Linked DNA regions of Homo sapiens: region 1 is linked to region 2. Evidence: read pairs that join two places in POLR2A ChIA-PET (ENCODE). Cell type or tissue: MCF 10A. All regions are shown on one strand.

Region 1 (5,000 bases), 110 kb before region 2:
TCACTGGTCTGCCCTGGGCCTCAGTTTCCCCATCTGTGTGATTGGTTGGCAGGAGGATCTTTCAGGGTCCCTTCCAGCTCTGAAGTTCTGTGACGTGACCTGAGGTGCCAGGAAGCCTTCTCCCTCCCCCGCCTAGCCCCACAGGCACATGGAATTCTGCCACTGGGGCATCACTTTTTCCTCGAAGGAGTTTTCACAATGCAAAAGCATCTGAGATGAGAATGAGCATCCAATCAGGTGATCACACCACAGGGCAGAATTTCTCAGTGTGGGGTTCTTGGATCACCTGCAATGAGTTCTTCACCTGAAGGGGTGTTTATTATTATTATTAATTTCCCTCTTCTGTCTCTCTTTTTCTTTTTGAGACACAGCTGTCTCCCAGGCTGGAGTGCAGTGATGCAATCTTGGCTCACTGCAACCTCCACCTCCCAGGTTCAAGCAATCCTCCCACCTCAGCCTCCTGAGTAGCTGGAACTACAGGCCTGCAACACCATGCCCAGCTGATTTTTGTATTTTTAGTAGAGACGGGGTTTCACCATGTTGGCCAGGCTGGTCTCGAACTCCTGACCTCAAGCGATCTGCCCACCTTGGCCTCCCAAAGTGCTAGGATTACAGGCGTGACCCACTGCGCCCAGCCTTCCTCTCCTTTTCTTGGATGTGATACCTTGGGCTGGCTGCAGCAGCTAGCTTTCAACCATGAGGAAAGAGCATGGCATGCAAACAACAAGCTAAGAATAGTGAAGCAGAAACATAAAAAGAAGCTGGGTTTTCGCTGGCATTTCTGAATCATTGCACCAAGCTTGAAGACCCTTACTTCCTATATGAAATAATTAAATATCTATATTGCTCAAGCAAGTCTTGGTTGACTCTTCTGCTATTTGCAGCCCAAAGCATTCCAAATGGAATCAACTGTCCTTATCACACTGAATTGTAATAGCAACCCTCTAGGGAGGGGATTATTATTGGCTCAGAGAAATGAAGTGACATAGTTAATGTCAGCTGGCAAGTGGCAGTGCCTCTTTGGGCAGGAGCTTTTAGGTTGGGATGATTTGATTATTGGTAAGAATTTAATTTCTGTCTCCTTCATTGCATCTGTCCTATCATAGTCTGACCATGGGGCATAACCTCCTCCCTTGCCATTCTGGTCTTTGGCCTTCTCTCTTTCTCTATCCATCCCACTCTGGGTCTCAGACTAAAGACCCAGGAAAAGCCATTGTGGAGTAGAGGGGAGGCAGCAAGTCACCATGGTGCATTCCTCGATGGACTTTCCCTAATGAGTGTGGCCAGATTCTGGTACCAATGACTGTGGAGAAACCCAAACCCAACTCAGAGATAATTCTGGCCTCTAAACAGCCCCTCTTTCGGGGAGGTGTTATAGCAAAAGAAAGAAAGAGCTCAGGGACACAAAAACAGACAGACAGAGGAAAGGAGGGAAAAACAGCAGGAGAAAGAGTAGAGAAGGAGGAGGGTGAGAAGATGGGAGAAGAGAGGATCTCAGGTTAGAGTTTGACAGGCCTGACATTGAATCTCAGTCCAGACACTGACGAGTAGGTGACCTAGTAGGGTAGGGAGATTCGAAGAGGTCCTTCAGAAGGCAGAGAATTTGAGAGCCACAGTGGGGTGAGCAGGGGGAGAGTAACTGCTCCAGACCCTGCAACTGATTCCCCAAACCCTGGGTGGTTGTTGTGTGTGTAGGGAGCCCTCTCTGAGGGCTGCCCCAGATTCATGGGGAAGGCAGGGGCAGGAATGGCCTTAGACTAGGGAAAAAAAGGAGGGCCTGTGTCCTTTTTCTAGCCCAGGTGTCGGATACACTCATGAAGGCACAGAAAGCACCTGAGCTTCGCCTCCACCGCCTTTGGGCAGTGGCCAGAGAGGAGCCTAGGGATGACCTTTGGCCTGGGCAGTGGGCAGAGAGGAGCCTGGGGTTGGCCTTTGGCTTGGGTAGCAGGTAGAGAGGATCCCAGTGATGACTTTTGGCTTGGGCAATAACTGGGGAGGGGCTGGATCATATGCCTTCAGGGCCTGGCATACAGCCAGTGCCCTCAGCTGAAGTACTGAGCCTGGGGCTGGTGGGTGAGGAAAGGAAGGAGCAGTTTTCCAGCATTAGTCAGGAGGCGCAGGGCTGGGGGTAGAAGGGGAGTGGCTCCTCTCTCTGGAACTTGCCCTGCTCACCTGTCTAATGCCTCATGCCTATGACTTCAGGCTGGCAGACATTGCTGTTTCCACAGAGCTTTCCCCAATCCCTCGGGCCAGATGTCTCCTTACGGAGCTGTTGTGGGGGTTTAAAGCATGTCAGGGAATTCGGCCCAGCATGGTGGCTCACATCTGTAATCCCAGCACCTTGGGAGGCCAAGGAGGGGTGGGCGTGGATCACGAGGTCAGGAGTTCGAGACCAACCTGGCTAACATGGTGAAACCCTGTCTCTACTAAAAATACAAAAATTAGCTGGGTGTGGTGGCATGTGCCTGTAATCCCAGATACTCGGGAGGCTGAGGCAGGAGAATTCCTTAAACCAGGGAGGCAGAGATTGCAGTGAACAGAGATCATGCCACTGCATTATAGCCTAGGTGACAGAGCAAGACTTCGTCTCAGGAAAACAAACAAACAACACAAACAAACAAAAAACAGAATTTTTAGACACTTATCTCATGAGGAGATGGAGTCTACGTCCCTTACCTTGAACTAATCTGATCAGACAAGAAAGGCCTCTACGACAGCCTTTTTGAACAGAATGTAGTGGAAGTGATGCCGTGTGACTTCCGGGGCTGGGTTAGAAAAGGTCACATCGCATCTCCCAGATTCTCTTGAGCCCTTGATCTGAGAGCCATCAGGTGTCCTGTAAGAAGTCCATCTCCCCTGTGGAGGCCTCCATGTGTAGAGACCACACAAAGTAAGAGGCAGACAGGGGCCCCAATTCATTCAGCCCCTGCTGTTTGAGTCTTTCTAGCCCAGGTGTCAGACACACTCATGAAGAAGCCCTTGAGATGACACAGTCCCAGCCCCAGCCACTCTGGAGCTGTCTGCCATGTGTGAGGTCCAGAGTGAGAACTGCCTAGTTGTGTCCAGGTAACCTCCAAATTCATGAGCAGAATAAAATGATAGGGTATTAGTTTTCAAGGCCTTCCTAGGTAAAACACAAATTGGGTAAAACAACATAAATTAATTTTATCACAGTTCCAGAGGCCAGATCTGAAGTCAAGGTGTTGGTGGGGTTGGCTCCTTCTGAGGGTTCTGAGGGTAATTTGTAATTCTTTTTTTGGGTTTTGTTTTTGTTTTTGGAGATAGAGTCTCACTCTGTTGCCCAGGCTGGAGTGCAGTGGTGTGATCTTGGCTCACTGCAACCTCTGCCTCCTGGGTTCAAGCGGTTCTCCTATCTCAGCCTCCTGAGTAGCTGAGACTACAGGTGCACACCACCCTGCTTGGCTAATTTTTGTATTTTTAGTAGAGATGGGGTTTCACCATGTTGGCCAGGCTGGTCTTGAACTCTTGACTTCAGGTGGTCTGCCCGCCTTGGCCTCCCAAAGTGCTGAGATTACAAGCATGAGGCACTGCACCTGGCCTCTGAGGGTAATTCTGTTCCAGGCCCTTCTCTCACCTTCTGGTGGTAGGTAATGCTTGGCATCCCTTGGCTTGTAGCTGTATCACTCCAACCTTTGCCTCCATCTTCACTTGTGTTCTCTGTGTGTCTTTGTGTACAAATTTCCCTCCTCTTATAAGTATACAAGTCATATTGGATTCCCTAATCCAATATGCCTCACCCTATCCCAGTATGCCTAATCTTAACTCATTACATCTACAATGATTGTATTTCCACATAAGTTCACATTCTGAAGTACTGGGAGTTAGGACTTCAGCATATCTTTTGGGGGGACACAATTCAATCCAGAACAGACAGTTATCATTTGAAGCCACTGTTTTGGAGTGCTTTGTTATGCAGCAGTAGTTACCCAGAACACTGGAAGTAAGGGATGGCTGGGGCAGCAACTAAAATACCAGTGTAAATGTAGTGAGATGAAAAAAATTTACCAGAACATCCTCTGGGAGGCTACTGTACGTGGCTGGAATAATTTATTTTCTGAGTAGTTTGGGGTTGAGGTGGGGCACCAGATCTTCCCCCTAAAAAGTGTATGTTTCAATAGCAACATGTAGTTGAATAATAACAGACAGCTTCCCTAATGCCTTCTAAAGTAGGAAAAGAACCTGGGTTTTGCTTTGTGGGATAGTCCTTTCTCTTAAATAAATGTTGAATTTTTATAGAAAGAGAACCAATTTGAATATTAGAGTGTTTCTGGCCTCTACATATCTCAGAATGGTGTTGTTTACTAATGCTTACTCCATCAGAACACTGATTAACTGTGAGGTGCAGTTGCCTGGTTAAGTGTTGGGCTTCCCCATAGACTGTAAATGACCCTGTGGGGAGGGACAGGCTCAGTCTTGCTCCCCACTAAATTCTCAGAAGTTCTTGGCACAAAGTAGGTGGTTCATAGTTATTTGCTGAAAGCATGAACATTGGAAAAGGAACAAATTGGATTTAAATCTATATGATGACTAAAGACACACAAATCTATTAGCTGCAAAACATCTAACAATGCTAGAAAAATTACTTTTGAAATCCCTTCAGTTAATGGAAGAGCCTTTAAGAAGGTAAGGGAATTACCAGAGGCCAGAAATGAACTGGAAACATCAGTCCAGGAAGTAAGTGATTGTGAAACTGCTGCACACCCTGAGGACATCTACCTCACTGGGCCGCCTGAAACCTCCACAGCTTCTGAGGCACAAGAAAGAAGCAAGAGGTCTTAAAAATTACCAGGAAGATTTAAAAAAGAACCAAACAGAGCTTCTAGAAATTTAAATATATCAGGTATGAAATTAAAAACTCAATGACACAGTTAAATAATTGAATAGACACAGCTGGAGGTGGAATTTGTAAACTGGAAGATAGATCTGAAAAAATTACACATAATACAGCATAGAAAAATGGAAAGTATGAAACAGGTTAA
Region 2 (5,000 bases):
CCAGGTTCTCCCATTGAGGCCCTGACAGATTTTATCAAGATGAGAGAACTTTGGGCTTAATTCTCTCCAGCCTCCTGGGAAACATTGCTCTGGGTCACTGTGGCTATAGCCCAGAGAATAACTCCTCCCCCGGGAGGCTGCTGTTGAATGGAAGGTTTTTACTCCCATTTCTCAAGGTGTAGGCGTGTCGAACAGTTTCTATTTATTGAAGAAGAAAACAAGTTGTTTTTTTATTTATATATAGCTCTTGTTTTTGTTCATCCCACAAGAAAAAACAGGGTTCCTCAATTGGAAATAGATTCCTGCCCTTCCGTAAGACTTGGAAATGGGAGAATCTGTGTGTGAATTAGGTCACTGTGGTATAGAGAAAGAAGTTGGGAGAACTCCTCTAACCCCTTTTTTTTTTAAGCACAGGAGCATGGTTTGTATAGCTGGTTCACTGGCTATTATACTGGAAAGCAGAATGAGTGGGTCAAGACAAGTAGAGGTATAGCTAGCATCATAATCACAATAGGGCCGGGCACAGTAGCTTACACCTGTAATTCCAACACTTTGGGGGGCAGAGCTTTGAGGACTGCTTGAGCCTAGGAGTTCAAGATTAGTTTAGGAAACATAGTGAGGCTCCATCTTTACAAAAAAAAAAAAAATTAGCTGGGCATGGTGGTGCATGCCTGTTGTCCCAGCTACTCGGGAGGTTGAAGTGGGAGGATTGCTTGAGCCCAGGAGGTTGGGGCTACAGAGAGCCACGATGGCATCACTGCATTCCAGCCTGGGCAACAGAGCGAGACTCTGTCTCAAAAAGAAAGAAAATAACTAATCACAATAATAACCAATATATATCATATTCTGGACTCCAAGCATTTTATGCAGCATTGTGAAAATGATATTAGTACCTTTCTGATGGCATTGTTAGCAGATTGAATGGCGCAAATGAGGAAAGTAATTTCTCTAAGGCCCAGAGATGTTAAGTAATTTGCCCAAGAGCACACAGCTAAGATGTGGTAGAATTGGGATTTGAATCCAGGCCCATGGGCTCCAGAGACTGTCCTCTAATATTGGGCCATGATATGCAGCTAGCAGGCCTGGTAGCTTAAAGGGAGGGGCAGGAATTGGAATATAACAGGCGAGGCGCACAGGCTCTGGGTGTTGGGTCTCTCTTGGTTAGACACCAAAGACTCATTCTGCAGCCTGAGTCTCCTCATCTGGAAATGGGGATAATACCTACCCCAGTGAGTTATGTAAGGCACTAGCACAGCCCTCCAGACCCAGTGGGTGCTCAGTGCACCATTGGAGAGTCCCTTTCCTTTTTTCCTTCCTCCATATTTTGCCGTGGGCCACTCTATGGAGAGAACTTTCCTGCCCAGGGAAGAGGGAGATGGCCAGGATGACTTTGCTATCTGTGACAACTCTAAGGGAATCCTGGTTCCCTAAGCTTTTGCTGGATGTCAGAATTCCAGTGCCTCTCCACTGTGCTTTTCATTGGCAGAACTTTAAATGATTTTATAAAACTGCAAATGTACAAGGTAATTGAGTCTTCTGTTTTATTACCCTGAGCTGCCTGGACCTTGCCCGGCCTCCTCCTCACTCACCGAGCCACCGGAATAAAGTTGGAAGTGTTTGTGCTGGTAATATATAGGACTTAATTAACCTGGCCTTTTATAGCATTTCCAATGGAGGGTTGGAACGAACTTTGAGGCAGCTTGAGAAAGGGAAAGGGGGGCCTGGGGTGAGAGCGTGTATGTACATACAACACTTGATGTTGGTTTTTTCTTTTGTTCTTTTCTCCAGTACTTTAATCAGCATTTAATGACCCAGTCGAAAATTCATTGTTTGGACCCAAGCACTGGTGGGAAAGGCAGGAGGGGAGGCCTGCCTTCCTTCCTCCCTCCCGAGCCCTACAGCAGGCCATGGAGTGGTGAGCGAGTTCGTACAGTGCCAACCACATTCCCAGAAACTTCCAGCAGAGGTTAATCCTGCTCCTCTCAGGTAGGAGACAATGAATGGATTTTAACAAATGGACTCCCTGTGTTAGCTAATGCCAGTCCCTACTCAACCTAGGATGACTCCAATGGCGCATGTCCCCATTCCCGGGCCCTAAGGCTGCGCTAACATGCTATCCTGCCTGCCCCTTCATTCTCCACCCTGCCACATTCCCACTCCTTTCCCCTCCCAACACGAAGCCATGCCTGAGCTGGACACCCTTCCATACCAACCCAGGAAAAAGTGATTCAGCTCCGGTCCACCCTGGGTGCAGCGGTCCTTCTGCCAAGATGCCTTCATATCATACAGCTATTATTTTCGGGAGGATTCCAAGTGAGGGCAGTCAGGGTAAGTGCCTCTCACCAGCTGCCTGCTCAGACCATTGCTCCACATACCCTAGCTCATAAATCCTGCCCCAACACTGCAGAGTGGTTACATCATCCCCAAACCTCATGCAACAATTCGATTTGGAAATAAAAAGGCAGGTGTTAATTGACTCACTCCCTCTGCCCCTTTGTGGTGCCCCTGACCCTCGATAGCTTTTAACCCTGCAGTTAATAAAAGTTTTGGGCCCAGCCCCAGCACAGTTCCTCATTCATTCTTTCATAACATCAGCAAATTCTTCCTGAGTGACTGTAATGCACAAGTCATTGGCCAGAGCCTTAGGGAAGAGGGTTAGGTGGCTAAAGATGAGCAAGAAGCATTTTAAGCATTTCATGCCTTAGGAAAGCCTACAGAGGAGGCCCACAAATAACGCAGATTTGGGCAAGAGTCCTGTGGGCCTCCAGAGAAGCCAGAGTTTTAGAAGCATCTCCGGCTGTTGAGTTGACTGCTCTTGAGTTTGCCTGTTCAGCACCCATCCCTCCTACAAGAGCAACCAGATTCTCCTTTGGAGAACCCACATCTTCACTAAATCTATGTGGTTCCAAATGTGGTTGAATGTCTGGGGTCCCCAGGAGTCAGCCCATGAGTAGAGCTAACCATTCAGGGCAGGTTAGTCCCCAGCCACAGTGATCATTTCAGCCATGGGCATTAGACTTGGGCTGGGCCAGTGAAAGCTATTGCTGCAGCTCCTGGGAAGGAGGAGCTCTCTTTTTCCCCTGGGACTGGCCAGAAGTAAGCCTGGAGCTGCTAGTAACCCTCTTGTCTTCACCTGGGAGAGGCTTCAGGAACCTGAGAGTGAAGCCAATCACTTCATTTGCTCCCGAGGGACAGCCTCTGACTTCAGGCCCCTATTGTCTCCTGCCCTGCAATGAGAAGCTCTTGGTTTTTAGGTGTGTTTATTACCCAGGCCCAAGAGACTCTCTGTCTCCCTTCAGCTAGTCTGTGCCCAAGCAGAATATCAAGGAACGCAGAGCTGAGAAATGGAAAGGAAAAGATGGTTAAGGATGTTGGATGGCTGCCAAAGGTTTCTTTTTTTTTTTTTTTTTTTTTTTTGAGACAGAATCTCGCTCTGTCACCCAGGCTGGAGTGCAGTGGCTCGATCTCCGCTCACTGCAAGCTCTGCCTCCTGGATTCACGCCACTCTCCTCCCTCAGCCTCCCTAGTAGCTGGGACTACAGGCGCCCGCCACCACGCCTGGCTAATGTTTTTTTGTATTTTTTTTAGTAGAGATGGGGTTTCGCCGTGTTAGCCAGGATGGTCTCGATCTCTTGACCTCGTGATCCACCCATCTCGGCCTCCCAAAGTGCTGGGATTACAGGCGTGAGCCACCGTGACCGGCCTGGGGGCCCTTGTTTTTCAGGTTTGCACTTGTGCGACTCTGAGAGTGGGTGCCTCCTTACATTTTGTACCCCAGGTGCCTCTCTCCTCTCCCTATTCCTGGCCCTGCTTAGGCTGCTGGAAGTCCACCCCTATCTGTCCCTGAACCCAGCCTGAAGAATTCAGAGTTGATTGCTACTGTCTTTCTTCCCCCACAGGTGGGCTTGGCCCATTCTCTAGACTTTGGAAGGTAATGTTCTATAGAGGCCTGTTCTGAAGCTTTACCAGGTCAAACCGGAGAAGAACCCAACAAGTAACTCATCCCAGCCTAACTATTCTTCAAGGGCAATCAACCTACAGCATCCAAGCACAGAGAAATCAAATCCATGGAGAATCTTCAAATTAGGCTCAGAATCCATTTGGGTCAATGAATTTACTGTTATTAAGATCTTAGTTGTGTTCAACCATGATTTGACATACCTTAGAGTGAGAAGATATTCTTCCTGGCCTCAGACTAGTTGAAGGTAGAGAGAGAGACAGGCCCTTGGGTGTGGGGAGACCTCTCCTGGGATAATACACACAAAAAACCAAGAGCTGCTCACTGTGGTGCAGGAGACAGCAGGGCCTGAAGCCAGAGGCTCTGTGTCCTTGAATACAATGTTTTACTCCTCTGACCCCTGTTACTGTGATTTGGAGAGGCAGACAATATAGGATGGGCTTTGCAGGCAGGGAGGTCCAGTTATAATCCCAGCTCTTACTAAGTTGGGTAAGACTCACTCTGAGACTTAGTTTCTTCTGTCATCTCTCAATAGAATCATAAAGGTACTTTCCTCTTAGTGTTGTTTTAAAATTCAGTAAAATAATGCAGGCTTAGCACAGGGTCTGATGTAAATTTTCAATGAATTATCGTTGTCAATATTGTTCTGGAAAACAAGAGGGCATATTAGAAGATCAAAAGTACTGCCAAGCATTGAAGTGCCAATTCTAGATCCAGTCTCAGCCCTCTGAGAATGGATATCATTGTTTTCAAGCCATTCAGAAACCAATGTGAATTGAACACCTAGTATGAGCTCTCTGAGGGAAGAGCCAAGTCATGCATTTTTTATCTTAAGGGGTCTTCAATACCTCTAGCCCAAAACAGTATCTCCATCAGGATTCTTCTCTGATAGTGTTCATTTCTTTTTTCTCAATGGATGCCTTAAAAAAAAAATCCTACAAGGAAACCTGTACTCCTCAAATACACCACTCAGGTGACCATTAAATCATTTACATTGTTAATTTCTTTTCAGATGTGTGTCTTTTTCCCTAGTTACATCATC

Evidence for each region. Peaks named below come from ENCODE experiments on the same cell type or tissue, not always from the same donor. Only the 100,000 strongest peaks of a DNase experiment are listed, where the experiment ranks them.
Region 1: POLR2A ChIA-PET joins it to region 2 with 18 read pairs; 2 of 35 experiments call an interaction of 5 or more read pairs at or near these places.

The regions. Positions count from the first base shown.
Region 1 is chr10:75,249,059-75,254,058 of GRCh38, forward strand. No RefSeq gene overlaps it. Among named protein-coding and RNA genes, the nearest start is that of COMTD1, 16 kb to the left of the region's middle. In MCF 10A, no CTCF peak of the experiment used is centred here; DNase peaks (open chromatin) are centred at 2,113 and 4,713.
Region 2 is chr10:75,356,722-75,361,721 of GRCh38, forward strand. It overlaps ZNF503-AS1 (ZNF503 antisense RNA 1), which reads left to right. Exons shown (of 4, transcript NR_038226.1): 3 at 1,789-1,986; 4 at 3,900-4,957. It also overlaps a transcript of ZNF503 not described here. Among named protein-coding and RNA genes, the nearest start is that of ZNF503-AS2, 42 kb to the right of the region's middle. In MCF 10A, no CTCF peak of the experiment used is centred here; a DNase peak (open chromatin) is centred at 2,470.